Regions from separate parts of the Homo sapiens genome. Here region 1 is linked to region 2. Evidence: read pairs that join two places in POLR2A ChIA-PET (ENCODE). Cell type or tissue: K562. All regions are shown on one strand. Each heading gives the region's core, and the rest is flanking DNA. Links, peaks and the distances in the headings are about the cores only.

Region 1 (12,821 bases), core at 2,338-10,337, 82 kb before region 2:
AATATTTTGTAGGTATTCATTTTTGTAAAGAACAATAATGATAATTTGAAGGGAGGTAAAACTCTTCTGCCCTATATTAGTCCTTAAATGTACATATAAATTCGTTGCAATTCAGGCAACTTCCTAATGTTAAATGCTTTTTACCTGGGTGGCTGAACTCAGGGAGCAGAGGGCACAGAGTTGGCATTATCTGCTCTAATTTCATGCTGTGTGATTTTAACTGGGCCTTTGCTGCTTTATGATCTTTTTATTCATCTCATATTTATTCTCTAGCACATTCCTGATGTTGATATAGCAGAAAGAAATATAATTTGTAGTTTCATGGAGCTAGGTTTGAATCACCACCTCACCACTTACCAGCTCTTTGTTCTTGGGAAACTCGCAAACCTCAAGTTCTTCAGTTAAATGAATGATAAGTACTTCACAGAATTACATGACATGTATGTAATGGATGTTACAGTGGCTGGCACATAGTAGGCAGTAAATGTTAGTTTCTTATCTGTTCCTCTCAAGCCCTCAAGCCTTCCTGCTTTTTTTTCCTTCTGTTTCCATAACTAAAAAGTTGCAGTCATTTGGTATGACCTCCTTAATCTTCCCTCTAGTTATTTTTGTCTTTTTGTTTGTTTCAGAAGTATGTTTCTTTTACCTAACAGAGTTTTTGTGAAGATTTTTGATAATGCATATAAAATTGCATTATTAGTATAGTTCCTGGCCTATAGTAAGCATTCAATAAAGATTAGGGTTGGCATGGTGGCTCACGCCTGTAATCCCAGCACTTTGGGAGGCCAAGATGGGCAGACCGCTTGAACTTGAGCTCCGGAGTTCGAGATCAGCCTGCGCAAGGCAACATTGTGAAACCCCATCTCTACAAAAGATACAAAAACTAGCTGCATGTGGTGGCGTGTGCTTGTATTCCCAGCTACTCAGGAGGCTTAGGTAGGAGAATCGTTTGAGCCCAGGAGATGGAGGTTACAGTGAGCCAAGACCGTGCCACAGCACTCCAGCCTGGGAAACAGAACCAGACCCTATTTAAAAAAAAAAAAAAATTTTTTTAATTGACTGTGACTATGTGAATGTAAGATTAATTTGGTCTTTGATTACCTTTGTATGTTGCTCCTCCCTTATTTTCTACTCCAATAAGTATTACCTTTCTCTGTTTTATGTTTTATGTCCTCATCCCTTTTCAAAGAAAAAAGTCTTCCCTATTTGGGGGAAAACCCCTTTTGCTTTGCCTTGCTAGCACTCTGGTTAATACTGTTTTTGTTTTTTTTTTTTGAGATGAAGTCTCTGTTGCCCAGGCTGGAGTGCAGTGGTGCGATCTCGGCTCACTGCAGTGTCTGCCTCATGGGTTCAAGCGATTCTCCTGCCTCAGCCTCCCGAGTAGCCAGGACTACAGGCACGCACCACCACACCAGATAATTTTTGTAGTTTTAGTAGAGACAGGGTTTCCCCATGTTGGCCAGGCTGGTCTCGAACTCCTGACCTCAAGTGATCCTCCTGCCTTGATCTCCCACAGTGCTAGGATTACGGGCGTGAGCCACCGCGCCTGGCCTAATACTCTATTTTTTAAAATCCCTTTATTGTCAAACAGTTGAATAGTTAAGTGGCTTGGTCCCCACTTTTCCACAACCTGCTCTCATATTGAAGCCTCCTTGCATTCTGATATACCATAATTCTTCCATGAAACTGAAAGAGCATCATCCTCCCACCCAAACTCTCACAAAGCTTAGAAAATTATAAGCATTCAATGAATATTAGTTGAATAATGAATGAAATGAGAAAGTTTAAAGTTCTATCACTGAGAGTCCTCTGATGCTTTCAATCAATGGATTTAAAGAAACCCTGTAAGTAACTGTCGTACCCAAATTCACCTAAATGGATGTTGTTGTGTAACATGAATTTTATTGTTTTTTTCTGAGAAACCTATGATTTATATCAGAGTCAGGGAAGGCATTTTAAATATTATGTTACGGAGAAAAGTTTAACTCTGAGGGCAAATTTATTAGTAAAAATCTCTTGTTTTTTCTATTAAGAGAACTCAGACCAGGCGCAGTGGCTCACTCCTGTAATCTCAGCACTTTGGGAGGCCAAGGCGGGCAAATCACTTGAGGTTAGGAGTTTGAGACCAGCCTGGCCAACATGGCGAAACTCCATTTCTACTAAAAATACAAAAATTAGCCAGGCATGGTGGTATGCGCCTGTAATCCCAGCTGCTCGGGAGGCTGAGGCAGGAGAATCACTTGAACCCGAGAGGTGGAGGTTGCAGTGAGCTGAGATCCTGCCACTGCACTCCAGCCTGGGCAACAGAACGGGACTCTGTCTCAAAACAAACAAACAAACAAACAAAAAAAACAAACTCAGACCATTATTTTTCTACTTCAGTGATACTCAGACCTTTGTTCCTCAGCCCCATGTAGTCCGTTCAGCAGCCATCTTCTTCTGAGACATCTGTGATATTAACCAGAACATACCTGCATAGGGAACCATGGTGCCCTTTTGATTAATGAGAATAGCTAATGTGGCCCCAGAGGCATATGCTTTTAAGCACAACAGTCTCAGCTTTGGTCAGTTTGATTTATCTTTTGTCATTATAATAGGTAGACTTGTTGACAGTTAGTATTTTTGTTTTATCTGTCTAGTAGATTGTATTAGTTTGCCAAAAGTTATTAGGGCAAAGTTTCTGTGATTATAGTTCTCTTATCTGTTACTATTATATCTTATATAGTGTTTACTGTTAATTGGGAAAGTTGATTAAAGCAGGAAATAAAAAATGATACATACGTACCATAGTATTTTTTATTTGTTTTGTTTGTTTGAGATGGAGTTTTGCTCTTTTGCCCAGCCTGGAGTGAAGTGGCGAGATCTTGGCTCACTGCAACCTCCGCCCCCCACCAGATTCAAGTGATTCTCCTGCCTCAGCCTCCCAAGTAGCTGGGATTACAGGCACCCACCACCACGCCCAGCTAATTTTTGTACTTTTAGTAGAGATGGGGTTTCGCCGTGTTGGCCAGGATGGTCTGGAACTCCTGACCTCGGATGATCCACTCCCGCTTGGCCTCCCAAAGTGCTGGGATAACAGGAGTGAGCCACCACACCTGGCCCATAGTATTTTATTTTAGCTTAAAACAAATGTACATTTATTCACCAATCTTTGATGTATTTAGTATGAGTTTGCTGATTAGAATTCTTCATATTTTTGGCATTAATTACACCCTGTGATACATTCTTGCAACTTCTATTTACGGTTTTTTTAAGCAGAGTGAGAACTCTTAGAGACTTGAAGCAATGAGTACAAACCCTTTTTTTAGATTTTTAATTTCCCTCCCAACTTGTATATGTGTCTCACCCACACTTAAATTGAGGACAGTTTTAAAAATAATTTGTATTGGTTCAGTCTTCTAGAGCCTTCTGTTTAGTTTTTAAAGAAATAATTTTTCTTATAGTTTATTGATGTATTTACTTTTGTTTTTCTTTTCTTTTTTGTAGACAGGGTCTCACTCTGTTGCAGAGGCTGAAGTGCAGTGGTGCTATCACAGCTCAGGTGATCCTCCTACCTTAGCCTCCCGAGTAGCTGGGACTACAGGCGTGTGCCATCGTGCCTGGCTAATTTTTACATTTTTTATAGAGATGGGGTATTGCTATGTTGCCCAGGCTCGTCTCGAACTCCTGGGATCAAGCGATCCATCTACCTTGGCCTCCCAAAGTGCTGGGATTACAGGCATGAGCCACCACGTCCGGCCATGTAAGTGTTAATATTTCTGTCTTTTTTGAGACGGAGTCTTCTCTGTTGCCCAGGCTGGAGTGCAGTGGCACGATCTCAGCTCACTGCATCCTCTGCCTCCCAGGTTCAAGCAATTCTCCTGCCTCAGCCTCCCAAGTAGCTGGGATTACAGGCGCATGCCACCATACCCAGCTAATTTTTTTGTATTTTTAGTAGAGACGGGGGTTTCACCACGTTGGCCAGGCTGGTCTCGAACTCCTGACCTCAAGCGATCTGCCTGCCTTGGCCTCCCAAAGTGCTGGGATTACAGGTGTCAGCCACCATGCCCAGCCAGTATTAATATTTCATGACAATTATGTAATTGTAATTATGAGCACAACTGGCATTAAGTAGGTTTGAGAACAACAAATAGATTAGACTCTTAGTAAGTATTGCATAGTGGGAAGAGAAAAGCCTGCGTGTACGCCAGTGTTGCCTTTTAGCCTACCAGTGTTCATTTAGGGGTGTTAGTCAATTCATGCTAAGGGTAATGGATAGCATCAGTTAAACTGTGAAGGTAAGAGGTAAAAGGACATCTTTAGTTTTTTTCTTTGTTTTTGGTAAACTTTTTTTTTTTTGATGTGTAATACACACAAAATGCAAAATCCTTAAGGGTACAACGTAATGAATTTTTACATTGAACACAGCCATATAACCACTATTCAGATCAGGATCCTAGAAGCCCTCCTGTGCTCTGACCCAGATTCTCTCCCTGACCAGTATTCTGATTTATATCACAAGACCAGTATTCTGACTTATGTCACAATAGATGAGATTTGTTCGATTATGAGGTTCATATAAATGGAAACATGCAGCATGCACTATTTTGCACCTGACATTCTTTGCTTAGCATTGCTTTTGAAATTCATCCTTGTTGTATCATCAGTAGCTCCTTTTTCATTGCTGTATCATATTCTTTTTTTTGAGACAGAGTCTCGCTGTCACCCAGGCTGGAGTGCAGTGGCGCCATCTTGGCTCACTGCAAGCTCCGCCTCCCGGGTACACGCCATTCTCCTGCCTCAGCCTCCCGAGTAGCTGGGACTACAGGCGCCCGCCACCTCGCCCAGCTAATTTTTTGTATTTTTAGTACAGACGGGGTTTCACTGTGTTAGCCAGGATGGTCTCGATCTCCTGACCTCGTGATCCTCCCGCCTCGGCCTCCCAAAGTGCTGGGATTACAGGCGTGAGCCACCGTGCCCAGCCTGTATCATATTCTATTCTGTGAATGTGTTACAATTTATCCATTCTGTAGTTGATTGATGTTTAGGTTTGTTTCTGGTTTTTGGACTTACAGATAATGCTGCTGTAAACATTCTTGTACATGTCTTTTAGTACACATTATAAATGCATTTGTGTTGGGTATTACTTAGGAGTGGACTGCTGGGTCATAGGGTGTGCTTATGTTCAGTTTTAGTAGATTTTGCTAAACAGATTTTTATACTCCCACTAGCAATATGTAAGAATCAGTTACTTCACATCCTCCTATGGCAAACAATAAAGTTTTTTAAAAGGTGAGGCTGGTCTCATTCCTGGGCTCAAGCAATCTGCCTGCCTCAGCCTCCCAAAGTAAACTTTTCAAAAAATAGTTATCAAATATATATGTGTGTCTAAATAATATATTGTTTTAGCATTAGTTGTATTTTTTATTAAAAAAGAATCTTATGTTGTATGTAATCTGGAATTTTCTACTTAACATTATATTGCTAAGATTAATCCATATCATTGCATATAGTTGACACATTTTTGCAGCAGTACAGACATTTAGTGAATACATCACAGTTTATTCTCTTGTTAATGGCATTTGGGTTGTTTCCATTTTCTTAACTGTTATGAATACTACGTGTTTTCTAATGTACCATGAGCAAGAATTTCTCTTGTACTTGAATTTCTGGATCATAGGATTGACAAGTGTACTACTTTACAAAATAATGCTGTATTCTAAAGAAGTTGTACCAGTTTACATTCCTACCAGAAATAAATAAGAAATGAAACCCTTTCTGTTATGAGAGAATTTTAAATTATGACCTCAATTTCTTTTAGAGTTACAGGACTATGTCAATTTTCCTTTTTTGTGTGTGAGTCTGTTTGGTAACTTGTTTTTCAAGAAATTTATTACCTAAATTTTCAAATGTATTGGCATAAGGTCATCTATATTTTTGACTTATAATTTTAATGTCTGTAAGATCTATACTAGCTCTTTAAAAACCTTCATGATATTGGTATTCTTTGCATTTTTACCCCTTGATCAGTATTTCTAGAGTCTTCTTGCTGGGTCAAGAAATCAACTTTTTCTTTCATTTTTTTTTTCTTATTGCATTAATTAAAAAAATTTCAGGCCGGGCGCGGTGGCTCATGCCTGTAATCCCAGCACTTTGGGAGGCCGAGGTGGGCGGATCACGAGGTCAGGAGATCGAGACCATCCTGGCTAACACGGTGAAACCCCGTCTCTACTAAAAATACAGAAAATTAGCCGGGCGCCATGGCAGGCGCCTGTAGTCCCAGCTACTTGGGAGGCTGAGGCAGGAGAATGGCGTGAACCCAGGAGGCGGAGCTTGCAGTGAGTCGAGATAGCGCCACTGCACTCCAGCCTGGGCTAAGGAGCGAGACCCCGTCTCAAAAAACAAACAAACAAACAAAAAAAAAAAACAAAAATTCAGTAGAATGCACATAACATGACGTTTACCATTTTAACCATTTTGAAGTGGTATTAATACACTCACATTCTTGTGCATCCATCTCCACAACTTTTCTCATTTTCCCAAACTGAAACTGTACCCATTAATCAGTAACTCTCATTCCCTCTTCCCCCTAGCCTCTGGCTGCTACCAGTCTACTTTTGGTAAAATTTGACTAGTCTAGGTGCCTCATATAAATGGAATGATATAGTATTTGTTTCTTTGTGACTGGCTTATTTCACTTAGCATAATATCCTCAAGGTTCATCCATGTTATAGCACCTGTCAGAATTTTCTTACTATTAAAGTCTGAATAATATTCCATCTTTCATAATTTTTTATCATCAGTATTGGCACATAGTAGGTTTATGTTAAATAACAGTTGATCAGTTAATTATTTTTTAAGTTAACAAGGTTTTTAGAAATTGCTTTTTCTATATGCTTGGAATCTCCCTTTATGGGTTAGAATCAGTGAATATAGTTGCTCCTAATTGCCTGGTTTTGTTTTTGCCTAATAGCTGCCTCCAATCCCTTGAGCTGCTTGCTGAGGACCGGAGTTTTATATGTGTGTGTAAGGGGGTGGTAATAAAATTATCAGTATTGTTTAAATCCGTTATGAAGAGTAATACAGCTGAGGATAATTTAGCTCAGTTGGGTTTGGGTTAGAGCCACCTGTGCGAGGAGGAGGGCGCAGACAGCTCTAACTACTGAGCTAGCAGTAAAATAGGAGGAGACAAACATGTATTCCAGCTCTGCTCCTTTTGAGCTCCCTCTACTCCCACATCTACAGCTGCTGCTGATGACTAATGTTAAGCAATTTGGAGGACCTTTTGTCTTTTAATAGTAGTAAAGAGGAGTTGTGGTATCATGTGGCTTCTGATTTCCCACTTAGAATGTCTTTTAAATTTCCAGAAATTCTATGTTGTTCCAATTTGAGGTTTCTTTTTTTTATTAAAAAAATTAATTGGTTTTTCAAAATGAAAACATTTTTTCAAAATAAAATTTATGGTGATCAAGTCTTACAATTATGGGAGAGTTTTTAGATTAAAGTAGAAAATTGGTGCCAGTGGTGCCAATTGTTGAGAAAGCGGACTTAGAGAAAGGTTTCATATTCACCATTTTGACCTGAGGAAATCCCCTTTTTAGTTCCTTTTTTGAGTCTCACTCTGTTACTCAGGCTGGAATGCAGTGGTGTGATCTCGGCTCACTGCAACCTCTGCCTCTGGGGTTCAAGCGATTCTCCTGCCTCAGCCTCCTGAGCAGCTAGGGTTACAAGCATGTGCCACCACGTACCCAGCTAATTTTTGTATTTTTATTTTTTTAGTAGAGACGGGGTTTCACCATGTTGGCCAGGCTGGTCTTGAACTCCTGACCTCAAGTGATCCACCAGCCTTCGCCTCCCAAAGTGCTGGGATTACAAGCATGAGCCACTGTGCCTGGCCTAGAATTTAGGTCTTTCTCTTCTTCTTCTTCTTTTTTTTTTTTTTTTGAGAGTCTCACTCTGTCACCCAGGCTGGAGTTCAGTGGCATGATCTCAGCTCACTGCAACCTCCGCCTCCTGGGTTCAAGTGATTCTCCTGCCTCAGCCTCCCAGGTAGCTGGGATTACAGGGACGCGCCATCACGCCCAGCTAATTTTTGTATTTTTAGTAGAGACAGGGTTTCACCATGTTGGCCAGGCTGGTCTTGAACTCCTGACCTCAAGTGATCTGCCTGCCTCAGCCTCCCAAAGTGCTGGGATTACAGGCATGAGCCACCATGCCCGGCCATCTTTTTCATATTTCTTGTTTTTTTTTTTTTTTTTTTGAGACAAAGTCTCACTCTGTCCCCCAGCCTGGAGTGCAGTGGTGTGATCTTGGCGCACTGCAAGGTCTGCCTCCCAGGTTCAAGCAGTTCTCCTGCCTCAGCCTCCCGAGTAGCTGGGATTACAGCACGCCACCGTGCCTGGCTAATTTTTGTATTATTTTTTAGTAGAGATGGTGTTTCACTATGTTGGCCAGGCTGGTCTCGAACCCCTGACCTGAAATGATCCGCCGACCTCGGCCTCCCAAAGTGCCGGGATTACAGGCGTGACCCACCATGCCTGGCATTTCATATTTCTTTATAAAGCTGATGAAAATGATATTTATTGGTAAACTGATTATATTATGGAATGAGAATTCCTGGTGACTTTCTTATAATTAAAACCCTTTAAAGATGAGAAGAATGTTTTTATTTGCAACCTCTCATTTTCTTGTTTTCCATCATTATCTGCAGGTGTAGTAGGTTAGCATTTATCTTCTTGACACATTTCATGAACCTGTTGATTGGGTTTCTGAGTTAGAATTATATTATTTAGATTCAAATGAAGGCTTTCAGCTTTGATTTAATTTACTGGGTAAGGGTCTTATTTATTTTTACTTTTTTGAAATAGAATCTCTCTCTGTCACCCAGGCTGGAGTGCAGTGGCACCATATGGGCTCATTTTAGCCTCCACCTCCTGGGTTCAAGCAATTCTCCTGCCTCAGCTCCTGAGTAGCTGGGACTACAGGCATGTGCCACCACACCTGGCTAATTTTTGTATTTTTAGTAGTGATGGAGTTTCACCATGTTGGCCGGGCTAATCTCGAACTCCTGACCTCAAATGATCCACCCGCCTCAGTGGGATTACAGGCATGAGCCACTGTGCCCAGCTGGGGTCTTTTTAAAAAGGGTGCGCTATTAATTTTTTTGAACAGATAAGATGTTTATATTATTCCAATGTCAAAATATAAAAAGGTAGACTGAAAAGTCTTTCTTACCCTAGTTTCCTATCTTTTCAGTTTCCATTCTTCAAGAGATCATCACTGCTACTAGTTTTTTGTCTATCCTTCCAGGTATACAGTTTTTATATATGTGCAAACCAGTGCAAATACATTACTTTCTCCATCATATTCACTTAATAAATATATAAAGAACTTTTTTTTTTTCTTTTTAAGGTGGAGCCTCGCTCTGTCGCCCAGGCTGGAGTGCAGTGGCGCGATCTTGGCTCACTGCAACCTCCGTCTTCTGGGTTCAAGTGATTCTCCTGCCCTGGCCTCCTGAGTAGCTGGGACTACAGGCACGCGCCACCACGCCCAGCTAATCTTTTGCTTTTTTAGTAGAGACGGGGTTTCACCGTGTTGGTCAGGCTGGTCTTGAACTCCCAACCTTGTGATCTGCCCGCCTCGGCTTCCCAAAGTGCTGGGAATTCAGGCATGAGCCACCGCACCGGGCCCAAAGAACTTTTCTCAAAAACATTTGCACAGTATTCTCATTATGTGGACAGATTACAATTAATTAAACCAGTGTCCTATTAATTGACAATTAGTTTGAATATTTTGCTCTTATAAATAATGTTGCATTGGATAACCTTGAATACATAGGTTTATACATTTGCAAACAGCCTTGCAAGGTAAATTCCTAGAAATTGTCTTGCTAGGGTGGGTGTGATAGCTCATGTTTGTAATCCCAGCACTTTGGGAGGCCGAGGCAGGAGGATCACTTGAGCTCAGCAGTTTGAGACCAGCATGAGCAACATATGAAACCCTGTGTTTACAAAAAATACAAGAATTAGCTAGGTGTGGTAGTGTGCACCTGTAGTCCCAGCTACTCGGGAGGATCGTTTGAACCTGGGAGGTTGAGGGTACAGTGAGCCTGGGCAACAAAACAAGACCTTGTCAAAAAAAACAAATTGTCTTCCTGGGTCAAATAATATATACATTTTTAATTTTGACAGCTACTGCTTAGTTGTCTTCCAAAGATACTGTATAAATTTACATTCTCACTTAGATGTGAGGGGCCTGTTTGTCCACACCTCAGTACCTGTGTGTTTTGTCATCATTTTGGATTTTTGCAAAAATGATGATAAAACACACAGGTGGCTGGGCGTGCTGGCTTATGCCTGTAATCCCAGCACTTGGGGAGGGTGAGGCAGGTGGATCATGGGTTCAGGAGTTCGAGACCAGCCTGGCCAACATAGTGAAACCCTGTCTCTACTAAAAATACAAAAATTAGCTGGGTGTGGTGGCAGGCGCCTGTAGTCCCAGCTACTGGGGACGCTGAGGCAGAAGAGTCACTTGAACCCAGGAGGCGGAGGTTTCAGTGAGCCAAGATAGCACCACTGCACTCCAGCCTGGGCGACAGAGTGAGACTCCGTCTCAAAATATATATACATATGTAAATGAAAGTTCAGGAGCGTTAAGTATATTCACATTGTTGTATAACAGATCGCCCAAAGTTTTTTTATCTTTGCAAAACTGAAATTCCATACCCATTAAATAACAACCCAGCCCCTGGCCCACCATTCTACTTTCTGTTTCTATGAGTTTGACTACTTTACCTCATATAAGTGGAATCATACAGTTTTTGTCTTTTTGCAACTGGCTTGTTTCAATTAGTGCATTGTCCTCAAGGTTCCTCCATGTTGTAGCATGTGACAGGATTTCCTTTTTTTTAAAGGCTGAATAATATTCTCTTGTATGTATATACCACATTTTATCTATTCATCCTTTGATAGACACCGGTTGCTTTCACCTCTTTTCTGAATAATGCTACCATGAACATGAGTACACAAATATCTCTTTGATATTCAGCTTTGAGATGTTTTGAATACGTATCCAGAGTTGGGAGTCCTGGATCATGTGGTAGTTCTAATTTTAATTTTTTGGGAACCTTTATACTGTTTTCCATAGTGGCCATTACCATTTTACATTCTTGCCAGCAGTACACAAGGGTTCCAATTTTTCCACATCTTTACTAATACTTATTTTATTTTCTGTTTTTGTTTTTACTTTGTTTTATTTTGGGTAGCAGCCATCCTAGTGGGTTCAAGGTGTTAACTCATTGTGTCTTGTTTTGTTTTGTTTTGTTTGAGACGGAGTCTCTCTGTCACACAGGCTGGAGTGCAGTTGCGTGATCTCAGCTCACTGCAACCTCCGCCTCCCAGGTTCAAGCGATTCTCCTGCTTCAGGCTCCCGAGTAGCTGGGACTACAGGTGTGCACCACCATGCCTGGCTAATTTTTGTATTTTTAGTAGAGACAGGGTTTCACCATGTTGGCCAGGCTGGTCTCGAACTCCTGACCTCAAGTGATCTGCCGACCTCGGCCTCCCAAAGTGCTGGGATTACAGGCGTAAGCCATTTCAACCTGACCCTGGTTTTGTTTTGCTTTTTTAAGAGCACATGAGCTCCTGATCATTGTGGTTTTGATTTGCATTTCTCTAATAATGAGTGATTGAGCATCTTTTCACGTGTTTGGTGACCATTTATTTATCTTCTCTGGAGAAATGCCTGTTTAACTCCTTTGCCTATTGTACAGTTGGGTTTTTGTTGTTGTTGTTGTTGTTGTGGATTTGCAGGAGTTCTTCATAAATTCTGGATATTAACCCTTTATAATAGATATATGACTTGCAAGTATTTTCTGCCATTTCATTGGTTGCCTTTTTACTTCATTGATTGCTTAGAAGTTTTAAGTTTAATGTAATCCCATTTGTCTATTACTGCTTTTTTGCGTGCACTTTTGCTGTCATATCTAAGAAATTGCCAAATCCTGCCTCATGAAGCTTTCCCCTTGTTTTCTTCTAGGAGTTTCATAGTTTTAGGTCTTACATTTGGTTCCTTATTTCTTTTTGAGTTAATTTTTGTGTATGGTGTAAGGTAACGGTCCAGCTTCATTCTTTTGCATGTAGATATCCAGTTTTCCCAACGTCATTTGTTGAAGAGACTGTCCTTTTCTCATCTAATGTTCTTGGCCCCTTTGTTGAAGATCTTTTGACCATATATGTGAGGATTTATTTCTGGGCTCTCTATTCTATTCCGTTAGTCTAAATGTATGTCTTTATGCCAGTACTACACTGTTTTGATCACTATAGCTTTGTAATATGTTTTGAAATCAAGAAATGTGAGGCCTCCAACTCCTTGTTTTTCTTTTTCAAGATTGGTTTGGCTATTTGGGATCTATTACTGAAGTTTAAATATATACATAACATAATATTTATCGTTTTAACCATTTGTATGTTGATGCCAAATTACTGGTATTAAATACATTCACAGTGTTGTGTAGTCATCACCACTGTCTAACCCAAAACTTATCATCACCCCAACAAAAACTTTGTATCCATTAAACAATAACTCCTCCTCCCCGCCAGCCCTTGGTAACCTCTATTCTGCTTTTTGTCTCTCTTGCTCATCTCCTTTTAATACATGTTCCCATTCCGATAAATATAAAAACTTTAGGCCCTCTTCTGTTGTGATTTGAAATGAAAAATAAGTATAAAGAACAATAAGAGTGATAAGTTGAGAACTACATGTCTGTTCTCTCATTTCTATACCTTGAGAGTCATTGAGCTGTACCCTCTGGTTCAGGAGTCATAGTACTAGGGATGTGGTCT
Region 2 (12,821 bases), core at 2,303-10,302:
AAAGTACATTACCCCTGACAAGGCACTAGGGAAATTATACAGATAACTCCTTTCACTTTGATGCCGAACAAAAACTGACACACCTATAGAAAGGTAAACTCAGAAGCATTCTAATGTATAAAACTTAAAATTTCTTCTTATTGGTGACTTAGCAATAATCATCTCTAGACCCAAGTTTACTTTTCTTGTTAATTAGTAATATTTGTCTGCCTTTCATTGTTGGAGCTGTTAGTTGACTTAAGTTTAAGGATATTAAGGAGGCAGGATATGGAGTGGAACATGAAGCTAGAATATATAAACTCCTTTGGAAGATTGTCCTATAATGTGTTGATGAAAAATGCCAACAGGATACACACTCAGCTTCTCTTTTAAATAAAAAGTTTCCATTTTATGAAAGTCAAAAGGTATTTTTTAAAAGGAGAAATGGGTAAGAGAAAAAGATTATCAAGAAATTTGAGATTATATATCACAGAAAGTCATGTAAGTTTATGGTTAAGGTTTTGAAATTTTTCCTGATTCCTCTATGTCCTTTTATTGGCGCGTTTTTTTTTTTCCTGTTTCTTTTCTTTCTTTCTTTCTTTTTTTTTTTTTTTTTTTTAAGACAGGGTCTCTGTTGACCATACTGGAGTGTAGTAGCGCCATCGTGTCTCACTACAGCCTCCCAGGCTCAAGGGATCCTCCCACCTCAGCCTCTTGAGTAGCTGGGACTACAAGGCGGGTGCAACCATGCCCAGCTAATTTTTCTATCTTTTGTAGAGATGGGGTTTTGCCACATTGCCCAGGCTGGTTTTGAACTCCTGGGCTCAAGCGGTCCTCCTGCTTCAGCCTCCCAGAGTGCTGGGATTACAGGTGTGAGCCACCTCGCCCAGCTCAGAGCTTTTTTTTTTAACGTTAAATCAAGCTTAGTCTTACCGAAGGCTTTTAAGTCCTTACATTTAAAGGCCACATATAGATGCTGAAAACTTAGGAATCATTTTATGAACCAAACTACCTGCAAAATATTATCTCCAAAAATATCTAAAATGTGTAGAAATAAAGGAATGTGCTAATGTAATATGTATTATCAAAAATGTACATAGCACTGTAGTTCTAAATCATTCTTTGGTTTTTGAAGCTTAGTTTGTTGATATCTTGTTTCTACTAGTACTTGACACCATGGTTCTTGATATTTTTTTATTTAAAATTTAACTCTAACCATCTGTGAAAATAATTACAGGTTGAGTATCCCTTATCTGAAATGCTTAGGACTAGAAATGTTTTAGGTTTTTTATTTTTATTTTTTTCAGATTTTGGAATGTCTGCAGAAACTAGTTGAGCATCCCTAATCTAAAAATTCAAAATCCAAACTGCTCCAATGAGTATTTTCTTTCAGTGTCATGTCAGTGCTCAAAAAAGTACAGCTTTTGAAGCATTTTGGATTAGGAATGCTCAACCAGTAATAACATATGAAGAATATTTTACTGAACATGTTCAGTTATATTATTGGATTTTTTTAATCCTGATTTCTTTTCCACAAAGTAGGTATTGTTAATTCTGTTTTACTGAAAATAAATGTATGTCTTAGGTTAAGCAATTTGCCTAAGTTGCAGATCCAATATTTGAATGTATATATTCAGACTTATTAACCTATGATTTTCATCTCATACCTCATTGATGGCTCACTTCCCCACTAAAGCTTGGCAAGGCTAGAGACTGTTGGTACATGTCATATTACAGACAGTTCCCTACTTATGATGGTTCAACTTAATAATTTTCCAACTTTATGATGGTATGAAAGTGATACACATTCAGTAGAAAGCATACTTTGTATACCCATACAACCATTTTGTTTTTCACTTTTAGTGTAGTGTTTAATAAATTACATCAGATATTCAACACTTCATTATAAAATAGGTGTTGTGTTAGATGACTTTGCCCAACTGCAGGCTAATATAAATGTTCTGAGCATGTTTAAGGTAGGCTAGGCTAAGCTTTGATGTTCAATAGGTTAGGTATATTAAATGCATTATCAACTTAAGATATTTTCAATTTGCACATGCCTGTAATCCCAGCACTTCGGGAGGCTGTATTCGTCTGTTCTCACACTGCTAATAAAGACATACTCAAGACTGGGTAATTTATCAAGGAAAGAGTTTAATTGACTCACACTTCTACGTGGCTGGGAAGGCCTCACAATCATAGCTGAAGGCAAAGGAGGAGCAAAGTCACATCTTACATGGTGGCAGCCAAGAGAGCTTGTGCAAGGGAACTCTCATTTATAAAACCATCAGCTCTTTTGAGACCTACTACCACAAAAACAGTATGGGGGAACCACCCCTATGATTCAGTTATCTTCACCTGGCCCCACCCTTGACACTTGGCGATTATTACAGTTGAAGGTGAGATTTGGGTGGGGACACAGCCAAACCATATCAGAGGCCAAGGCAGGAGGATTACTTGAGTCCAGGAGTTCAAGACCAGCCTAGGCAACATAATGAGATCCCGTCTTTACAGAAAGTAACAAAATTAACTGGGCGCAATGACACGTGCCCATAGTCCAGCTACTCAAGAGGATCGCTTGAACCCAGGAAGTGGAGGCTGCAGTGGGCCATGATCTTGCCACTGTACTCCCACGCTGGGTGACAGAGCAAGACCCTGTCTCTTTAAAAAAAAAAAAAAAAATTTCGATTTACAGTGGGTTTATTGGGACATAACCCCATTGTAAGCCGAGGAGCATCTGTATTGTTTCCTCTTCAGCTTAAAGGCTATGTAACAGAGAAACCCCAATGTAGGAGAATTTAGGGACTAAGGAACTTAGTCATTATGAAACAGGTTAGGATGAGAAGCACCAGGATTTAGGCTGAGCCTATGAAAGTATTTTCTAAGTTCAATAAAGTAAAACTATAAGAATACTCCATCTGAATATTCAATGTTCTTTTGATTTTGTGATTCAGAAGGTCCTAAATCACTATTATTCTTAAGTCACAACTTGTAGTGCCTTGTGATTCTGGGATTCTTCAGGTCAGATCAGAGTAGCGGGAAAGGTTTTAAGATTAAAGGCAGGGCCACTGTGGGGTGGGGTTAATTAGAAAATATTTCTTTGGGGAAATGAATCATTATCAAGCTATGTAAAAAGCATGGTATTTACACTGGCGGAAAGGTTGGGGTGGACCACTGCATTTCAGAGATATGAGCAGAGGCATAGAAGGGACACGTAGGGACCACACACAGTCTAGCTGTTGCTATGGGGCAATAGTGAAAGTAGCGAGGGATGAAGTCAGAGGCTGAGGTATAATGAGAGCATTTGATGGAGGGATCTGAATTTTGTTTTTCCTTTTTTTAAAGATTTCATTATTCCCTCTTACTTTTACTATATTGCCCATAATTATAATCGTTTTATTAGATATAAGTAAAACTCAAAATTCTACCACCTTAACACATAAGTAATTTTTATTTCCTGCGTTCCCTTGTGTTCCTTATGTATATTCATACATATTCTTGAATAGTTGTAATCGCAGTGAGAGTGTAATTTCAATGTGATCTTTTCACTTAAAATTAGTTTGATTCATCACTTCATAACTGCCTACACTGTGTTAGTGTGCGTACATGTTTATTTAATAATTTCTGTACAATGAATCTGGAATGTATAATGATTTACCGGTTAATACGATTGCATTTTACTAAAGAGATATTCTGCTGAAACTGAGAAATCAAGATGAATACAAGAATTAAAATAATAATTGCTGCCGCTATTTACTGAGCTCAATTACTAAGCTTTTATTGTATGTCAGAAACTTTTATGTACAGTGCTTCTAATCTATATAACATTATCACTTGTGGTATTACGTTCATGTTATAGGTGAGAAAGATGGGCACAAAAATATTTTACCCAAAGATACTTTTCCACTACACCATTCTTTTGTTTTCTGTCTTACCAGGTATTCCTGTTTGTTTTATTCTGCAGTGTTTACCTTCCTACACCACACGTTTTCATCTTTTTTGGTTTCTGGAGCTTTTAGACATTGGTGTCATAATTCCAGTTTCTTTTTTTTTTTAGACTGAGTCTCGTTCTGTCTCCCAGGCCAGAATGTAGTGGCGCAATATCGGTTCACTGCTACCTCTGCCTCCCGGGTTCAAGCGATTCTCCTGCCTCACCCTCCCGAGTAGCTGGGATTACAGGCGTGTGCCACTACACCCGGCTAATTTTTGTATTTTTAGTAGAGACAGAGTTTCACCATGTTGGCCAGGCTGGTCGCAAACTCCTGACCTCAGGTGATCCGCCTGATCCGCCTGCCTTGGCCTCCCAAAGTACTGGGATTACAGGCATGAGCCACCATGCCCAGCCAAAATCACAGTTTCAAATGAGGATCTGGTCAGCCACTCACTAAGGGGGCTTAACACCCCAGCCATTTTTATTTTGTTTTATTTTAATTTTTATGTTTTTGGAGAGACAAGATCCCACTTTGTTACCCAGTCTGGTCTTGACCTCCTGGGCTCAAGTGATCCTCCTGCCTCGACTTCCCCAAGTGCTGGGATAGCAGGCATGAGCCACAGTGCCTGGCCCTGGCTCAGCCTTTTTTTTTTTTTTCTGTAGCCAACTAAAAACTTGAGGCCAGGTGCAGTAGCTCACGCCTGTAATCTCAGCACTTTGGGAGGCCAAGGCGGGTGGATCATCTGAGGTCAGGAGTTTGAAACCAGCCTGACCAACAAGGTGAAACCCCATTTCTCCTAAAAATACAAAAATTAGCCAGGCGTGGTGGCGTGCACCTGTAGTCCCCACTACTTGGGAGGCTGAGACAGGAAAATTGCTTGAACCGGGGACGCAAAGGTTGCAGTGAGCCGAGATCATGCCACTGCACTCTGGCCTGGGCAACAGAGTGAGACTCTGTCTCAAAAAAACTTGAACAACATACTCCTTAGCAATACAGATTGTTACTGGTTCTTTTTCCTTAAACAGATTATAAAATATCATCATTGAGTCACATGATCTCCTGGATTAGCTTATAACTGAGGTGCTTTTGACTATTGGAAAAGGAAAGAAAGGTTACTCCATTGAAAGCCTGTCACATGAGAACCGTGGCTTATGTTCACGTTCTAACTTCTTTTTTTTTTTTTTTTTTTTTTTTTGAGACAGAGTCTCGCTCTGTCACCAAGGCTGGAGTGCAGTGGCATGATCTCGGCTCACTGCAACCCCTGCCTCCTGGGTTCAAGCGATTCTCCTGCCTGAGTCTCCCATGCAATTGGGATTACAGGCGCACGCCACATTTTTGTACTTCTAGTAGAGACAGGGTTTCATCATATTGGCCAGGCATCATCTTGAACTCCTGGCCTCAAGTGATCCTCCGGCCTCGGCCTCCCAGAGTGCTGTGATTATAGGCGTGAGCCACTGCACCTGACCTTTTGGGGAGGCTGAGGTGGGTGGATTGCTTGAGGTCAGGAGTTCAAGACCAGCCTTGGCAACATGGTGAAACCTGTCTCTACTGAAAATACAAAAATTAGCCAGGCATGAGTGGTGCACACCTGTAATCCCAGCTACTCGGGAGGCTGAGGCACGAGAATCGCTTGAACCCTGGAGGTAGACGTTGCAGTGAGCCAAGATCACGTCACTGCACTCCAGCCTGGGCAACAGAGCAAGTCTCAAAAAAAAAAAAAAAAGGGAAGGAAAAAAACTATTGGCAATTCTCTTTTTTGGTTATTTTATATGGAAAGAGGAAACCGTCTTCAAAGAAAAAAAGGCGTCTGCATTGGCTTTGCTTGAATTTTTGCTTGGTTGGTTAGTGGAATTAGAATGAATAGGTTTTAAGGCCATTTATGGTGGCTCATACCTATAATCCCAGCACTTTGGGAGGCCAAGGCGAGAGAATCAGTTGAAACCAGGAGCTCAAGACCAGCCTGGACAACATAGTGAGACCCCCGCCTCTATAATTTTTTTTTTTTTTTAAATTAGCCAAGTGTGGTAGCACACACCTTTAATCCTAGCTACTCAGGAAGCTGAGCAGGAGGATTGCTTGAGCCCAGGAGGTCAAGGATGCAGTGAGCTATGATTACACCACTGCATTCCAGCCTGGGTGACAGAGCAAGACCCTGTCTTAAAAAAAAAAAAAAATCGTCCAGGTACAGCGGTTCATGCCTGTAATCCTAGTACTTTGGGAGGCTGATGTGGATGGATCGCTTGAGCTCAGGAGTTTGAGACCAGCCTGGGCAACATGGTGAAACCCCCATCTCTACAAAAAATGTAAAAAATTAGCTGGGCATGGTAGCTCGTGCCTGTAGTCCCAGCTACTTAGAGGGCTGAGGCGGGAGGATTGCTTGAGCCCAGGAGGCGGAGGTTGGCAGTGAGTCTTGATGGTGCCACTGTACTCCAGCCTGGGCGACAGTGAGACCCTGTCTCAAAAAAAAAAAAAAAAAAGATTCTAAGTTTTGAGCAAATAAAATTGTGTACAAATGTTTTCTGACAGTATTATTGAATGGTTTTGACTATTATCCCTTGAAATAATTGACCTGTGGAATTGTCAAGAGTTGTGTTTCCATTTTAATATTATTTTTCCAATGCAACAGTTATAAACAAATAATTAACAATTTTTTGGTACCAATGAATTATTGAAGGCAAGAGCTAGAATCTCTAACTGCATGTTAGATATCTGTATATTAATTAGAGGACTTGCTTCAAATGATAGACACAATTTGTGTTAGAGATATCAATGGGGATGCTTCAGTAACAGCTATTCTGAGCAACTAAATTATGCAAAAGCTTTAGGATAAATTGGGTGGGTGCAGTGGCTCATGCCTGTAATCCCAGGCAGGCAGATCACTTGAAGCCAGGAGTTTGAGACCAGCCTGGCAACATACCAAAACCCCATCTCTGCTAAAAATAGAAAAATTAGCTGGGCGTGGTGCCACGTGCCCATAGTCCCAGCTACTTGGGAGGCTGAGGCAGGAGAATCACTTGAACCCAGGAGGCAGAGATTGCCATGAGCCAACATCATGCTATTGTACTCCAGAGCGAGACTCCATCTCAAAAAAAAGAAAAAAAAAAAACACATCTTATAGAATAAGTCGAGCAAATGTGAACATGGTAAGGAAGTCCTGAAAAGGAAGGAAGGAAATATAGAACATTTAGTTACCAGTCTTTTTCTTTAGTAGCAGGAAGCAGTCATCCAAATCTATCTTTCATGATTGAAGAAAGGATATGGAAATTCTCAACACTGAATAAGGCCCAGGCTTAATAAGAACTAGTGTTGTTCCAAACAGGTTCCCAGCAATATTTAGCTGAATTTCATTAGCAGTTTTAGAATCTAGTCTGCCAGATGCTTGGTGCTTATTATGGCATATTTCCATTCAAGAAAGCCTTGAGAGAAGCTTAGTACCCTGAGGTATTGGAGTGAGCAAGGTAATAGAGAGTCTGAATGAGCCTTTCATCACTCTCTGGGAGGACTCATTGCTTGCCTTTCTGGCATCTAAAAACCATTACCTCACACCACAGGTACTTTTGAACCTCTTGGCCACACATACATACTGGAACCATTGTTTAGCTCAGAAACAGATGGAAAACTTTAGCTTAAGTTTCTGTGTTAAAAGTTGTGTTACAATAGATTATTGTTTTTAATTGTAAAAAATGCCTATGTTGTTATCCTTACACCTAACCTACTTTCCACTTTGAACTTGTCCCACCTTCTCCATTTATTTTGTGATGCCAACATTTCACTAACTTTTTATTATTAAAACTTTCAGATATATAGAAAAGTTGAAAGGATGGTATAATGACAGTGTATTTGCTGTGTGTGTGTATAATATTTTGGTGGAACCATTTGGAATTTGCAGATGTAGATGACATGTCACCCCTAAATGCTTTAGCATAAATAACCTAAAAATAGGTCATTCTTCTATACAACTATAATGCCATTATATAATTTACTTTTTTGATGTGCTTTTAATAAGAAATTTACTATTAAATTTTGACATTCATTTTTGTATTTTAAAGATGTAAAAATTTTAATGGAGAATTATAAGTGCTGATCAACCTTTTCTCTGAGAAATATATCAGCATCAGTTAACTAGTAGATTCTCTTGTTTAACCCTGGGCTGACATCATAGGACTTTTCACTAGATGTTATCAATAGATGGCAACATGACAAACAACAAACAAAAAGAAACAGAAGTTCTTACTGCTTTTCATTGTTTTTTGGCATGAAAACATAAGCTAATATATGTATTTTAATTTTAATTTTTGTGGGTACATGGTAGCTGGATATATTATAAGCTAGTTTTTTTTTAATGGAGGGGTTATATGGTTGTCCATGCACAGTCCTATGAATTTCTTGTGATCACCGAGTTAATCAAAAACAAAGTTTATTTAAATGAACACTAGTGATTCTCACAGGGAAAAAAAAATGCTATCAGAATGTACTAGCACAAATTTCCACAAAAAAGCCTGATTGTGTTGATGCAGACCTTGCTAAAAGTGTCATCTGACATTCTACTTCTCATAATAGATTGTAAGCTGCAAAAGGCTTACTTGTTTGCTGTAGTCTTTTAATAAATATTTTACAAGCTTTGTCAGAGAAAAAGGATTTGTCATCTGATGGACACAGCGTCTGCATCTTAAGGTGATTTGGCAACATAAGAGAGGTAATGTCAAACTGTAGGCCTGGCAGCTCCTGTCTCAGTTGTGCTTTTGTTTTGTCTTTTAGGTATTCCAATGCTGCTAGAGTTCTTGGAGCAAAATATTGCCAAGGTTTGGGAAATGCTTTCTTAGCAAAGTATTGCTACCCCACAATAATTGTATCTTCTCTCCAGTTTGATGCTTTTGGATTAATATGTCAACCAAATTTGTTTAGTTACAAGTCTGTTTATTAACATCATGCGTAACGATTATCAAACCTATGTTCTCTGGCACTTCCCTATAAAAGATTTGCTCCTTGAGGAAATGACCCTGCCTTAGACATTTTTGTATGTCTCACACTATAGTCTCCACATTAACTACTTTGTGCTAACATAACTATGTATTGAGCTAAATTGAATTAGAGCGAGAGAGAAAGAGTGTGTGTGTGTGTGTGTGTGTGTGTTTGAGTGTGATTACAACCAGAAACAAGAGTGGAACTTTTATTTACCCTGTAGTTATATTCCCCTTCAAAAGGAGAAATCAGAATGAACTCCAAATTTGAAGAAAGTTGGAACATTGCATGTTTGTGCAAGTATTAACATTCTAGATTTTTTTTTCTTTTTGCCACCACAAAGCAAAACCGATATGGTAAGGAAAATTATTTTCATCCAGAGGTTGAATACTAGGGTACTACTGTCTCCTTATACATTGAAGGCTGTGGGCTCTTTTATAACAACATGGAAAAGCTTTATGTGCCTATAAACCATTTATATTTGCAGTGGAAAAAATTCTAATTGCCTATTTAATGTTCTTTTTCTGTAAAAAGCCTACCAGAAATCTGTAATTCCATCCTTCCTAGTTACTATTATGTGTTTCTCAGAAACTAGCACACTATATGTCTATCTTTTGACTACTTTGCATTCTAAGTACTAAAATGTAAGTGGACTTGGTGCAACCATGGTCAGCTGTTGAAGACATACAAGTCCTAATCATGGATAAATTTACTATGCCCTAGTGGGGATATTGCTTGGTAAAAATTAATTAGATGCAAGGCCATCAAATTTTATAGACCAAAATATAAATATAAAAAGTATGAGTACAGGCCGGGCGCGGTGGCTCACACCTGTAATCCCAGCACTTTGGGAGGCCGAGGCGGGCGGATCACGAGGTCAGGAGATCGAGACCATTCTGGCTGACACGGTGAAACCCCATCTCTACTAAAAATACAAAAAAAATAGACGAGCGTGGTGGCGGGCGCCTGTAGTCCAAGCTACTCGGGAGGCTGAGGCAGGAGAATGGCGTGAACCCGGAAGGCGGAGCTTGCAGTGAGCCAAGATCGCGCCACTGCACTCCAGCCTAGGAGACAGCGAGACTCCGTCTCAAAAAAAAAAAAAAAAGTATGTGAGTACATACATGGTTAAGTAAGTAATTTCCACACGGACTTTTGCTTTAGCACAGCTTACTAAAAAATGTGTTTTGTAGCTTGCTACTGCCATCTGCTGGTTCTCAACTCTTAGACGTCTACAATTGGTGTACTGCTGCAATGTACCAATATTGCAATATAAAAGGGAATTGGGTCTATTTATTTTATTTATGGGAAAATCTTAAAATATTCTTTGTTGAGAGTAAGACATCAGAATTTGTATGTGATCCATACAATATTATTTTTTAGTATGCTTTTAGCAAACAAACTCACTGGTCTTTCTTTACTATTAATAATGTGCTAATTTTGTATTTGAGTTTCTGATCAAACTTTTTATTCCTTTGTCATCTTTTCCTAGTTTAATGGATCGAGAAGTGGCGTTGCTTGCTGAAATGGACAAAGTGAAAGCTGAAGCAAGTAAGATGATTGATCTTTAATTAAAGCTATTACCTTCATAAATAGTAGGTACCTACTTCCCAACCCTTATAACAAAAGTTCCATATAAATACCATAATAAGAGTTTATATATTTAAATAATCTTAAGCAGTTGCACTGTACTGGCATATGAATCCTTTCAGGTGAAATAACTTTAAAGAGCCTGTTTTAAAAATATTTCCAAATCTTAATATTTTGAATGCAGAGTTCAGTGTATAAGAGACTGCATCACGGTATCTGCCACCAGGTTTTTATTTTATTTTGTTTCTTCCTCTAGTGTTTAAGCAATTCCACTGGGATTTTTTCTACTTGGAAAAAAACCTTTAGCATAATCAGAGAAGACTTCATTAGGTTGCCTACGATTGTATGTGTATACTCCTATCATTACCTATCTCAGAACTTTCTTTGTTTTCTCAGTTTATAGAACAGTCTTCACTCAGTGTCTGTTATCAATGGGTAGGGGAAAAGTTAGAGAATTGAGGGTTCAAGATACCAGGTTTCTTGAAAGCTTACTAAAATAGATTCTGGAGGAATGAAGTCTAACTTTGGTGATTTGTGGGGTTTTGTACAGAAAAAACAGATACCTATTTTTTGATCATTTCTGTTAAGTGTTAGGTTAAACATACACAGCTACACGAAGACAAGGGAATACCAACTGCAACTTGTACAATGGCATTGATTTGAGGCATTTCGGTGGCAGGTTTTATCTTCCTGCATTGAACGCCAGATTAATTATTAGGAAAGTTGTTTATTTTAACCCACCCCCAAACTGGTAAGAATAGAAATGCTGGGCTAGGTCGAGATCATGACTCACAGTTAAATCACTTGTGTGTGTGGTCACGGGCCAGAGGATGCAGCTTTGAAGCACTGAAATGACTTCAGCTTTGGTCCATTTTAACTTGAAAATTTGAGAATGTAGCAGAGATGCCTTCCACTGTTTTTCAGAGGTGAGATTTCATTACATTGAGCAATATATTTTGAGTTTCTAAATTTGACATTTCAGTCCATTATTTTATCTGTATATTCTCTTTTTGAAAATGGAAATGCAGATAAACTAAAACCACTAAGAAGACATATTTCTTAGTTTTGAGAAGAAGGTCCTTTTAGGCCAGGCGTGGTGGCTCACGCATATAATCCCAGCACTTTGGGCGGATCACCTGAGCCCAGGAGTTTGAGACCAGCCTAGGCAACATAGTGAAACCTCGTCTCTACAAAAAATAAGAAATAAGGCTGGGCGCAGTGGCTCATGCCTGTAATTCCAGCACTTTGGGAGGCTGAGGCGGGCAGATCACGAGGTCAGGAGATCGAGGCCATCCTGGCCAACATGATAAAACCCCGTCTCTACTAAAAATACAAAAATTAGCTGGGCATGGTGGCACACGCCTGTAGTCCCAGCTACTCGGGAGGCTGAGGCAGGAGAATCACTTGAACCCAGGGGGCAGAGGTTGCAGTGAGCCGAGATTGCGCCACTGCACTCCAGCCTGGCAACAGAGCAAGACTCCATCTCAAAAAAAAAAAAAAAAAAAAAAAAAAAAATATATATATATATATATATATATATATATATATATATATATAAATCAGGCATGGGGTCATGTGCTACATGTAGTCCTAGTTAGTTGAGAGGCTGAGGTGGAAGGATCACTTGAGCCCAGGAGGTCGAGGCTGCAGTGAGCTGTGATTGCACCACTGTACTCCAGCCTGGGCGATAGAGCAAGACCCTGTCTTGAAATTAAAAAAAAAGAAGGTGCTTTTAAGAATATTAATACATCTTTTATATTAATAGAAAATTTTGGCCGGGTGCAGTGGGTCACGCCTGTAATCCCAGCACTCTGGGAGGCCGAGGCGGGCTGATCACGAGGTCAAGAGATCAAGACCATCCTGGCCAACATGGTGAAACCCTGTCTCTACTAAAAATACAAAAATTAGCTGGGCATGGTGGCATGCGCCTGTAGTCCCAGCTACTCGGGAGGCTGAGGCAGGAGAATCACTTGAACCCAGGGGGCAGAGGTTGCAGTGAGCCGAGATTGCGCCACTGCACTCCAGCCTAGCGACAGAGCAAGACTCCATCTCAAAACTAAAAAAAAAAAAAGAAAAGAAAAGAAAATTTCAGATAGCGAGGCTAATGTAACAAATTCCCATCACTCAGCTTCAACCAATTATCAATTTGTGGCCAATCTTATTTTATCAAATTCAGAGCTCAAAGTTTTACTTAACTTCATCAGTTTTATATCTTTAGCTCTTTTCTCCCTGAAAATCCTGGTTCTCAATGATATTACTCATTTACCAATGCTATCAAGAGTAATTACTCATTTACCAGTGCTATCAAGAGTTGCTTTTTGTTTTTTACATATTATAATTTTATTAAGTAACTGATAGGTT

The links. Peaks named below come from ENCODE experiments on the same cell type or tissue, not always from the same donor. Only the 100,000 strongest peaks of a DNase experiment are listed, where the experiment ranks them.
Region 1: POLR2A ChIA-PET joins it to region 2 with 5 read pairs; 5 of 35 experiments call an interaction of 5 or more read pairs at or near these places.

What each region holds. Positions count from the first base shown.
Region 1 is chr12:49,421,880-49,434,700 of GRCh38, forward strand. All of the region lies in intron 2 of SPATS2 (spermatogenesis associated serine rich 2), which reads left to right. Among named protein-coding and RNA genes, the nearest start is that of SPATS2, 61 kb to the left of the region's middle. RefSeq lists a silencer at 6,967-7,261. In K562, for the core only: no CTCF peak of the experiment used is centred there; a DNase peak (open chromatin) is centred at 7,202.
Region 2 is chr12:49,504,193-49,517,013 of GRCh38, forward strand. It overlaps SPATS2 (spermatogenesis associated serine rich 2), which reads left to right. Exons shown (of 14, transcript NM_023071.4): 10 at 10,363-10,421. Among named protein-coding and RNA genes, the nearest start is that of KCNH3, 28 kb to the right of the region's middle. RefSeq lists a silencer at 9,635-9,813. In K562, for the core only: a CTCF peak has its summit at 10,077 (motif pointing left); a DNase peak (open chromatin) is centred at 10,079.